2 separate regions of the Homo sapiens genome follow, and region 2 is linked to region 1. Evidence: chromatin contacts called from ENCODE Hi-C or POLR2A ChIA-PET data. All regions are on one chromosome and are shown on one strand. The core of a region is the stretch at or near the end of the contact, and the rest is flanking DNA. Distances in the headings are between cores, read along the strand shown. Region 1 overlaps VASH2 (vasohibin 2). Region 2 overlaps RPS6KC1 (ribosomal protein S6 kinase C1).

Region 1 (5,349 bases), core at 2,445-4,944:
AGGCCAAGGAGCGATAACTGCACAAGCCCAGGCATTTGAGACCAGCATGCCTATGCCACATAGGGAGACCCTGTCTTTACAACAACAACAAATTAGCCAGGCATGGTGATGCATGCCTGTAGTCCCAGCTTCTTGGGAGGCTGAGATGGGAGGATCACTTGAGCCTGGCGTTTCAAGCCCGGATAGCACCATTGCTCTCCAGTCTGGGCGAAGGAGTGAGGCCCTGTAAAAAAAAAAAATGGTGACGACAAGGCCCTGAGGAAGCCCAAGAAAAAGAGCCAGAACAGAAGATGGAAGAGGAACAGTCAGAGAGGGAGAGGATGGATCAGGACTGTGAGTGCACCTGCGCCTGCAGAGGACAGCTGTCAGAGTGCCGCAGCCGTGAGTGCAAAGCTACCTTCTGGTGTTGAGGCACCACTTGCCCTCTGCCCTCCTGCCCATCTGGCACACCAGAGTGGGCCTGGGAATGGGGAGAAAGACCAGGGAAAGGGAGTGGTCGCCTGAGGTCAGGAAGGAAGACCTGCAGGAAGAGGGCATTCTCCTCCATTACCTTCTGTCGCGCATGTCCCGGAGTCGACCCCAGCCCCACTGGGGGAAGCACAGGAGCACAGAGGTGATGGCTCAGGGCTCAGCAGTGAAAACATAAGCTTTTCAAAAACGATGAGAAGTGGCCGCAACAAGGTGAGGAGGGGTGGGTTTCAAGGGGGAGGAGGGAAAGTAGTGGGGGAAGGAGAAGCACTATGCACTGAGGTGACATTTAGAGAGGCAGTGTTGAGAGGGCTGAGGGGCTGGAACCAGCCTGCGAAAGGGAGTGAGAGTGAGAGCTGATGGAGCTGATGCAGGCCAGATTCCTTTATCAAGAAGGAGCCCTGAACAGAGATGCAGCAACCTGATTTCTCACTCCAACTCTGCCATGAACCAGCTTGCGGCTTTGAGCAAGCTGCTTCTCTGTGCCTCACCTGTGTAAGGGGACGGGGGACTTAGAGCAGATTATTCTAGGTAGTTTGTAAACTCTATAGAGTTCTCCTGGGGCTTTTGTCTTTCTAGAATTGGAAGAGACCAGAGTGTCTTTGGACACACGGAGAAAATAACCAGGAGAAAGAAATGAGTGTTCAAGAGCAAAGGGATTAATGGAGGAAGATATATGAGCAGCTGGGGTCACATGGTATGGAAGGCTACAGAGAGGGCTTAGAAGGTGGTGGGTGGGGGAGAGGGTAGGGCAAAGGAAGGGGGGACATTAGGGAGAGCTTGACATACATGAGGAGGTAGAAGTTGAAGGACTGTACCTTAAGTGGCCTTTATCCTGCCAGTGAAGGAGTTGAAGAAAGGGCCCAGCTGAGGACAGATAGATAGGCCCTGCAGTCCTGTTCTCAACTCTGAGTGTGCACCAGCATCACCTGGAGGGTTTGTTGAAACAGAAGACTGCTGGACCCCTTTCCCAGAGCTTCTGATTCAGCACATATGGGATGGAGCCTGAGAACTGGTGTTTCTAATGATGCTGATCCTGCTGGTCCGGGGACCACACTTTGACATCTACCGTTTGCTTCAGCCGCAGGCCTCCACCTGTGTTTGATGAATCAGAATGGGAAAACTGAGTTGGCGGTTGACCCTGAAAAATAACAGTCACTGGCTAAAAGTACTGGGTCTGCTGAGAGGGGCAGATAAAGCCGTTGGGTGTGATTTAGGGGCTCAGCCTTGTCCAGTGTTGCCTGGATCTCTGGATAATGAGGTTGTGGAGGTGAAGTTAGGGGGTCTGACCCTGCACTGGCTCCCATGTTTGGGCCCCAGTGAAGTCATTCTGGGAGGGGCCCAACTGGTCACTCTCCTGGGGGCCAGACTGGGCCTCCGGTCCTTCATCCCCTAGGCCATGCCCATACGCTAATCTCTGACTACTTTTTCATGCAGCCAAGGCAAGTGACCACCCCTGCGCCTGCAGAGGACAGCTGTTAGACTGCCTCAGTTGTGAGTGAAAGCTATCTACTCTCCCGCTCCCCTCCTACCCTGCCAGCACATCAGAGTGGGCCTGGGAATGGGGAGAAAGACTGGGGAAGGGAGTGGTCGGTCACTCGAGGTCAGGAAGGAAGACCTGCAGGAAGAGGGGAATTCTCTTCCATCACCCTCCTCCCTCCACGCCCCAAAGTCGATCCCAGCCCCAGTGGGGAAAGCCCCAGGAGCACGGAGGTGATGGCTGATGGTTCAGTGAAATCATCAACTTTTCAAAAAAGGTGAAGAGTGATTGCCACCTGCCTCAGAATCCCCCTGACTCACGCCCCTGCCCTCGAGCCCTTCCTCCCAGGTAAACATTGATTCCCAAAAGTCCTCCTTCCTAAACTGCTCCCAGTAGGTCAGAGTCTTTGCGGTTTTTTTTCCCCACAACTAGGGCCGAGTGGCCTTGGAACGGTTTGACCATCCACAGAGCCCAGTTGGCTTGTAGGTGCCCGTGGACAATTTTGTATTAGCAAATCCAGTAAGACTATGGTTATTCTTGGTGGCGGAAACCCTTGCCACTTCTTTTCTCTTTCTCCAGCACTTGGAGGTTGGGAGGGAACTCTGGAGGGCAGATCTCTCAGCTGAAGTTTCAAATGGATTGAGGTGTTTGAGGAGGGAAGATTCTCTCCCTAATTCCTCCGAAACCTTGACTTCTGAGTTGCAGGGCTGGGGAAGAGATTGCAGGGTCTACTGTGTAGGAGGAGAGGGAAGAGAGGTGCAGGACATGAGAATAAGAAGAAGAGCTGTGAGAGGCCACAAGCACTGGAGCGCCAAGCCCCAGCTTCCCTCTCTAGATTCCAGCTCCCGCCATTCTGCCACACTAGAACTCAGGACAGCTGTGTTCCTGGAGGTATGTTTGGAGAGAAGCAGCTTCTCAGCTTCCACCCATGGCCTTCGCCAAGCAGCCTTTTCTCTAGGTAATCTTGCTTTTGGCGAGGAAATGAGAAAGTGACAAATATGGTCTTGACCCAATCACTCCACAAACTCCGGGAATCTTACTGTAAGATGGCCAGGACTAGGGTTTGGTGACTCTGTCCCTGTGCTATTCTGTCAGCATTACATAAGGCCATCGCGTCATTTCTAAATGTGTTGGGTGTCATGAGGAAGCTTGGGAGGGGCCCAAAGGGTGGAAAATTACCATAACAGGCGAGAGGCCCATCAGCTGTGGGGTCCCAGTCCCTGTCTGCCATGGATAATTTTAGTGGCATTATATCCCCATCCACCTCCTCCCTCCAGCTGGAGCGACTTCCAGCCTTGAATTCCTCTCCATTTTTGCACTTGTCTAAATAATCCCTTTCGAGAGGAGGATCAGTGTCACTGGGTTGACAAGAATCAGCCGAGGGGGAGGGCAGGTGAAGATGACTGCGTAGCATCCGCTGAGACCAAGTTTCAAGAGGGAAACCAGGACTCCCCCACCCTTCCACCCACGGGTCCTTTCTCACACTGCTCCTCTGGGAGTGTGTAAAGCACCTACTACACTGAATTGTCAAGTTTTTTCCTGTGGTTCGTAAAGAGAAAGGGAGAGGGAGGTTGAGATTCATGTTTCAAAGGCCATCTGTGAACTTAAACCAACTCCTTCCCAGCCCCGGGCCTCAGAACCCTTGCAGCTCTTCACTAAGGGGTGTTCCCAGGGGTTCTCAACTGGGTCAGCTCTGGGAGAGGAGGGTTAGAAGTGTGGTGGGAGGTGGAAGCGTTTGCTTCTCACATCTTGGTAAGTGAGGAGGCTCCTTGCTAGGGCCGGGGGCCTGAGATGGTAAATGCCCCGCAAAGCCCAGGACCACCCTGCCCAATAAAGAACCGTTCCACCTCAAATGCCAACAGCGCCCTCACTGGGAAGCTTCAGCGCTCTCCGAGGTCCTTTCCATTTCTGACAGTTCATGACTCTTGGCTTGCTGCCTATGAGCTGGCCCTGGGTGAATTGGAGTGAGCAGATAGTGATTTTCTGGTTTTGCAGCCAGAGTGACCACGTGAAACATTCTTCTCAATGGAGGCCAGTGTTCCTGAGGACCCATGAGAACCTCTTCATCTTCTCTCCCCTGTGTGGCTGCTTTTTTCCTGCTGTCTCTCCTCCTGTTTTCTTTGCTGGTCACCTTTCTTTGCCTCCCCTTTTCTTCCTCTTTGATTTCCCTTCTTCATCACTGATCTCTGTGGCAGTTCATGGCTCCAGCGGGCTCTGTCTGCCCTGCTGGACACCCTGGGGGTCCCAGAGGTTAGTAAGCCCTGAAAGCCCATCTCCTTTCACTGCAGGGCCTTGAGCTGGACAATGGAATTCCTGCTGCATTCTGTCAGGAAGGATTACGTATGTCCAGACATCTGGTTGAGTAAGGGCAGAAGTTGTTTAATGAAGTCATTGAAAATAAATTTGATTCCATGGTCTAATCACATTGACTGGTGCCCAAGAAGTAATTCTCCTTAGATCCCAAATGAGAAATATCCCCAGTGAGAAAAGGAGATTTCCTTAGGGTGGAAAGTAGAGGGAAGCAAACAAACAAAAAAGAACACTAGGAAGGCTACGAAGGGAAAAGCTAAACCGCCAAGATGGTGAAGGGGCAGTTTCTACTCCAGTGACTGCCTGGTCAGTTCCCCCAGGGAAATTCATATGGCCCAGAGTCTCCAGGGATGCTTGGAGAAACCAAGATGGAATGATGGGCCTCATCAGAAAAGACCACCTCAGGCAGAGTGAGCCAGGAGCCTCTGTGAGCTCCCCAGGGTCACATAGGGTCAGACAGGGGCAGACAGGGTGAGGTTTCCTAGAGCTGAGGGGTTCTTGTCCCGGAAAGGAGAAGTGACATCAGAGCCTGGAAACTGTGCCCTGGAATCTCCAACAGTTGGCCTATGGCCAGAGTCTCCTGCCTGGGGAGGGCTCAAAGGGATGGGCACCGGCTGAAAAATCTCTTCTGGGCCGAATCCGTCTTGGCTGAGGCCTCTGTTTACATAGCAACATCAGCTGTCTGCCCTGGCAGCTGCCAGCACCGGTGCTTTCCATCAGGGGAAGCAAGGAATGTGAGGGAGGAGCGGACTGGCCTGGAATGAAGGTGACAGGTGTGAATGAAGCTTCCCTTTCCCTGTGTCCGTCCAGCTGAGGCCATGCTCTGCCTCTGCGGCCTACCCAGACCGGCCGTGAATCCTAAATCGGGGCCTGGTCTGACCTGATTCTGGCCAGACTCCACAAGAAGGGTGGCCCTGGGGTCTTTGCTTAAACTTGTAAATGCTGGGCCAAGAGCACCCCTGGTTTAATCTCTTCCACATTCTTAACATCCGGGATTAAGAGTCTAACGTTTACAGTGGCACTTTTCCCACACTTCCCTTCCTGGACTCCCGAGCCTGCAGGCTGTACCGCCAGTCTGGCCTTTGTGTTTC
Region 2 (5,179 bases), core at 2,413-4,912, 91 kb after region 1:
GTGAAAGTCAAGTTGGGAACTGCTTAGGGCCAACCTGCCTCCCATTCTCTTCAAAGTCACCCCTCGGCTCACTGAGATAACCATTAATACATACCAGATTGCCTCATTTGGAGAAGCGAATCAGAAACTCAAAAGGATACAGCCATTTGTCTTTTAACTACCTGTGACCTGAAAGCCCCCTCCCCACGTCGAGTTGTCCCACCTTTCTGGACTGAACCAGTGTACATCTTACACGTATTTATTCATGTCTTATGTCTCCCTAAAATGTATAAAATCAAGCTGTGCCCCTACCACCTTGGGCACATGTTGTCAGGATCTCCTGAGGCTGTGTTACCGGTGCGGATCCTCAACCTTAGCAAAATGAACTTTCTAAAGTAACTAAGACCTGTCTCAGATATTCGGGGTTCACAATATTAATACTTTTTGAGAGGCCTGAGGGCCCTTTCCTGAAGAAGGAACTCTGATAAAACAAATGTTAAGTTTCAAGCTTTAATACCAGAAGGGTCAGTTTCCATGTTTATCCAAAAAAACTGTCCGTGGGACCATTGGGTCAGTTTCACTTTTATTATCATGAAGACATTAAGAGCCTTACATCACTAAACCATGACTGGTTGACTGCTTTTGGGATGCCACTTTGCTCTGCACAGTGAGGATTCAGTGTCATGGGAAGGATCTAGGATGAAGTGTTTCCCAATCTTTTGCTTAGCACTCTACTGTTATCTGAGGTATGGAAATATGTTTGGGAAATACACCCTCCTTCACTCTGCACTCCCCTCCCACCCCACCACTGTGTACCACTAGACTATGAGCTCCAGGAGGAAAGGGACTTGCTCACCATTGTAATCCAGCACATAGATGTATGTAAACCACTAAGAGGACGGCTGAGAAATAATAATCAAATTGGTTATTTCTGATAAGATGGTTTTAATATTGTGGCTATTGTTAGGGGATGGCTAATGTGTTTTTGTTTATGCAGTACACATGTATTTGATTTCCAGGACTGGCTCATCTGAAGAAAACCAAAATGTGGTACTTCTAATATGTACACCAAACTAAGAAATAAGTTATTCTGTCTCAAAAAGATCATTTGCTTATATTAAGGAAGATTATTTAAAATACTTAAGATATCTGAATATATTTATAAATTCAGGAAATGTATTAAGCTGAGAAAAACATAAATTGTGAAATTTAAAGTACATTTGAATAGACCTTGCTGTGAGTGATCATGTGCTATTTTTGGGGGGTGGATTATTAGTGGATTGGTTATCCATGACTTTTCTTCTCAATACATTTCATAAAAATGTAAGAACGGCGGGGCGCAGTGGCTCACGCCTGTAATCCCAGCACTTTGGGAGGCTGAGACGGGCAGATCACGAGGTCAAGAGATTGAGACCATCCTGGCCAACATGGTGAAACCTTGTCTCTACTAAAAATACAAAAATTCGCTGGGCATGGTAGCACATGCCTGTAGTCCCAGGTACTCGGGAGGCTGAGGCAGGAGAATCACTTGAACACAGGAGGTGGAGGTTGCAGTGAGCCAAGATCGCGCCACTGCACTCCAGCTTGGGTGACAGAGCAAGACTCTGTCTCAAAAAAAAAAAAAAAAAAAAAAAAAAGAAACACTTATAAGAAGCAAAATTAGTCATACTATGTGAAATACTATACTTTTGGAAAGGTGTGTGAGGGGACAGGCTGGTATTTGAAAGTAATAGCTAAAATCAAAGATTTGAATAATGTATAGTTGTTAGTTACCTGTTATAGTCTCTTATACTGAATCTGTGTTGTCTAATTTGGTAGCCATTAACCACATGTAGCTATTTTGATTTAAATTTAAATTAAGGCTTACAGTGGTTCTCACTTATAATCCTAGCACTGTGGGAGGCTGAGGCGGGAGGATTGCTTGATCCCAGGAATTTGAGAGCAGCCTGGGCAACATAGGGAGACCCCCATCTCTACCAAAAAAAAAAAAAAGTGTATATATGTGTGTGTGTGTGTGTGTGTGTGTGTGTGTGTGTGTGTGTATGCCGACTGTGGTGTGCCTATAGTTCCAGCTACACAAGAGGCTGAGGTGGGAGGATCAGTTGAGTCCAGGAGTTTGAGGCTGCAGTGAGCTATGATCATGCCATGGCACTCTAGCCTAGGTGACAGAGTGAGACCCTGTCTCTTTAATACAAAAATTTTTTTGAATTAATTTAAATGAAATAAAATTAATGTAGTTTCTCAAAGTAGCCATATTTCAGTGGCTCAGTAGCCACACACATGTGGCTAGTGGTGGCTGTGTTGAACACTGCAAATAGAGAACCTTTTTTTCCGTTATCACAGAAAGTTCTATTGCATAGCACTGTAGTATAAATTAATGACAATTACTACAAGATTTCACCAAGTTTATATATTCTGAAAGTTGGAGAATAGAGTGCAAGATATTTGTTCTCTGGAATTCTTAGGTGGGACCTTTTACAATGGTTAACCTGTCTGGTAGGGGACAGGAAACTTTTAAATTATAGAGTTCTTGCTGTGTCCTTATTTGTTGTTCACAACAGCCAGGCCAGGCAGTTAGTATTATCTCCGTTTTATCGATGAGATCAAACCTGTAAGAGGAACTGTAATTTGAACCAAGGTTTGTCTGACTTTACATCCTCTATTTTTTGTTCTTATTTTGGACTTTAGGGGTGTTGCTGAATGGATTATAATCCCTAGTTCATGGTGTATTGTCATTAGATATCAAAGACCCTTTTCTTCCTCACACTCCTAGGCAACCATTTTAATGTGTGTTTGATTTATCTTTTTTTAAAATTTTTTTTAAAGTGAAAGCAAGTTTATTAAGAAAGTAAGGGAATAAAGAATGGCTACTCCATAGGCAGAACAGCCTGATTTATCTTTTTGTTTATTTTTGCAAAATACACCATTGTAGCTTCAAAACCGTTAATTTGACACTTACATGGATGGTACCGTATTATGTAATCTAATGTGAGATTTTCCTAATTTAGGATGCTGTTTGATGATTTAAACACCTAGCCTTTTCAAAAGTTTTGTGAAAAAAATCTTTTTACCTGGTGTTAGACTTTTTGGCCTTTGTCATCAGGGAAGTCTGAAGGAATCTCTCCTTTTCCTCTTTGCTTAGGGAGTATTGATAGAAGGATTATTTGTCCCTGAATGTTTGTAAATAATTTATATTACTTTTGTTTTCTTCATCATAGGTAGCCAGTGATTACTTCTCATACTTCTCACATGTTGTGTCCGAGCATTGTAGCTGCTTTTTTTTAATTGAAAGTTTTATTGTGCTAATTGTAGATTCATATACAGTTGTAAGAAATAATGTAGGGAGATCCCTTGTACACTTTGCCTAAGTGCAGCTGCTTTTTATGCTTCTAATTTGTATATAGGCTTGCTGGGAAGGGGAGATGTGAACAAACTTGTTAGAATTATGTTAATTAAGTAAGAGTAAAGGCCAGATGCTTTTTCTTAAGAATGTAGTGAATATATGAACTTTAGCATGTGGACTTACTTTTAGCTGTTTTTTTGCTTAATTTTTAGTATTGTTAAAATAACATTTTTAGCCAAATTAAATTTAACAGAGTTTAATTGAGCAAAGAATGATTCACAAATTGGTCAGCCTCCTCAGCCAGTGTAGGTCCAGAGAGACTCCAGCGCAACCATGTGGTGGAAGATTTATGGACAGAAAAAGGAAAGTGATGTACAGAAAAGGAAACTGAAACAGCTGTATTGGTTCCAACTAAGCATTTGCCTTATTTGAACACTGTTTGAACAGTTGGCTCTCTTTGGCCAAAACTTGGTGATTGGCGCCAGAGTAGGTTACAGTCTTTACACATCTATTTACATATCTATTTCTCTTTCATTATGTACAGAGAAACTTTTAGGCCAAACTTAAAATATGTAGCCTAAGGGAGGTAACTTTAGGTTAAACTTGATTTAACAGTATGAATTTCAGATAGTGAAGTTATTATATAGCTGAGTTTTGGATAAATGATATAGTGTTTATTTTTTTAAGCAAATTGAATTTTTCATACAAATACTATTGGAAGTTAATTATACAAATATGAAATCTTAAATTTTGATAATGATTAGAGATTTCTATGTATGTTTTGTTTTAGGTTGTTTCACGAAGAAATCCAGAGGATGTCCAGGAGGTAACATTTATATGAAGATTTTATTTTATGTATTTGATAAAAATTTAACTAAATGCTTTTTTGAGGAAATTGCCTGAATCATTTGTACATCAACCTCTTTTTTTTGAGACGGAGTTTCGCTCCTGTTGCTCAGGCTGGAGTGCAGTGGCGCAATCTCGGCTCACTGCAACCTCTGCCTCCTGGGTTCAAGTGATTCTCCTGCCTCTGCCTCCCGAGTAGCTGGAATTACAGGCATCTGCCACCACACTCAGCTATTTTTGTATTTTTAGTAGAGATGGGGTTTTACCACGTTGGCCAGGCTGGTCTCGAATTCCTGACCTCAGGTGATCCACCTGCCTCAGCCTCCCAAAGTGCTGGGATTACAGACGTGAGCCACTGTGCCTGGCCTGTACATCAGTCTTTATATGTTTGCGTGAAGATTGTCTTCATTTCACAAAACAGTAGCTGAAGTGTCCTATTTGAGACCTACTAAGTAATTGTTAAGTTTTAGTAGGTGTTAAGTTATATAAATAAGAATTTAATGAATTATGGTGCTGTTTACTAAGTGATCATTGTTCTGGTAACTAGTGTTTACAAGATTTCAGTATCACTTAAGGGCCCCTATTTACCCATTTCAAGATCATAATGCCTGTGTAATAAAAAGTATTTGGTAACTAATATTTATTTTAAAGATTCTAACAGTAAATTATGGGTCTCTGCCTACTTTCACTTTTAGATTGAATTGACATGTTGACATCTTGGAAAACTGCTTTAGGCATAGATATTTCTTTTTTTTTAAACTTTAAGTTAGTAAGTTCTTTTGCAGATTCTTCTGTGCATTTTTTCATTTTTTTTCCTTCTTTCTATAATGGTACCAGCCTGTTATGTTTTGCTTAAAATTGTGGAATTCTCTATTTGTATTTACTTTGTGCTTGTTGTGTATCTTTAGGAATCCTTACTGAGGAGCTTGCTGCTTTGAATGTTTCTTGATTTATTTTCATTTTAGTCCCTGCTCAATTTCACTAAGACTAGAAGGACATATATCAGGATTT

What was found. Hi-C counts contacts between places; a loop is a spot of excess contacts on that map. ChIA-PET counts read pairs that join two places held with the same protein, here RNA polymerase II (POLR2A). Pooled maps may share reads with other maps.
Region 2: a loop to region 1 is called in a pooled map, with 4 times the contacts of the local background. The contact joins two enhancer-like sites. A Hi-C loop is called at or near these places in 2 of 50 pooled maps. POLR2A ChIA-PET finds 5 or more read pairs at or near these places in 3 of 52 experiments (GM10248, K562 and T-cell).

The regions. Positions count from the first base shown.
Region 1 is chr1:212,976,342-212,981,690 of GRCh38, forward strand. The region is part of intron 7 of VASH2 (vasohibin 2); the gene reads left to right. Among named protein-coding and RNA genes, the nearest start is that of VASH2, 28 kb to the left of the region's middle. RefSeq lists enhancers at 3,289-3,338, 5,171-5,349 and a silencer at 3,626-3,920. Within about 2 kb of position 3,695, at least 12 of the 41 ENCODE cell types and tissues checked have a DNase peak (open chromatin) inside an H3K27ac peak, as active enhancers do.
Region 2 is chr1:213,066,894-213,072,072 of GRCh38, forward strand. RPS6KC1 (ribosomal protein S6 kinase C1) reads left to right here. Exons shown (of 15, transcript NM_012424.6): 2 at 4,113-4,148. Among named protein-coding and RNA genes, the nearest start is that of RPS6KC1, 18 kb to the left of the region's middle. RefSeq lists an enhancer at 3,548-3,847. Within about 2 kb of position 3,663, at least 2 of the 41 ENCODE cell types and tissues checked have a DNase peak (open chromatin) inside an H3K27ac peak, as active enhancers do.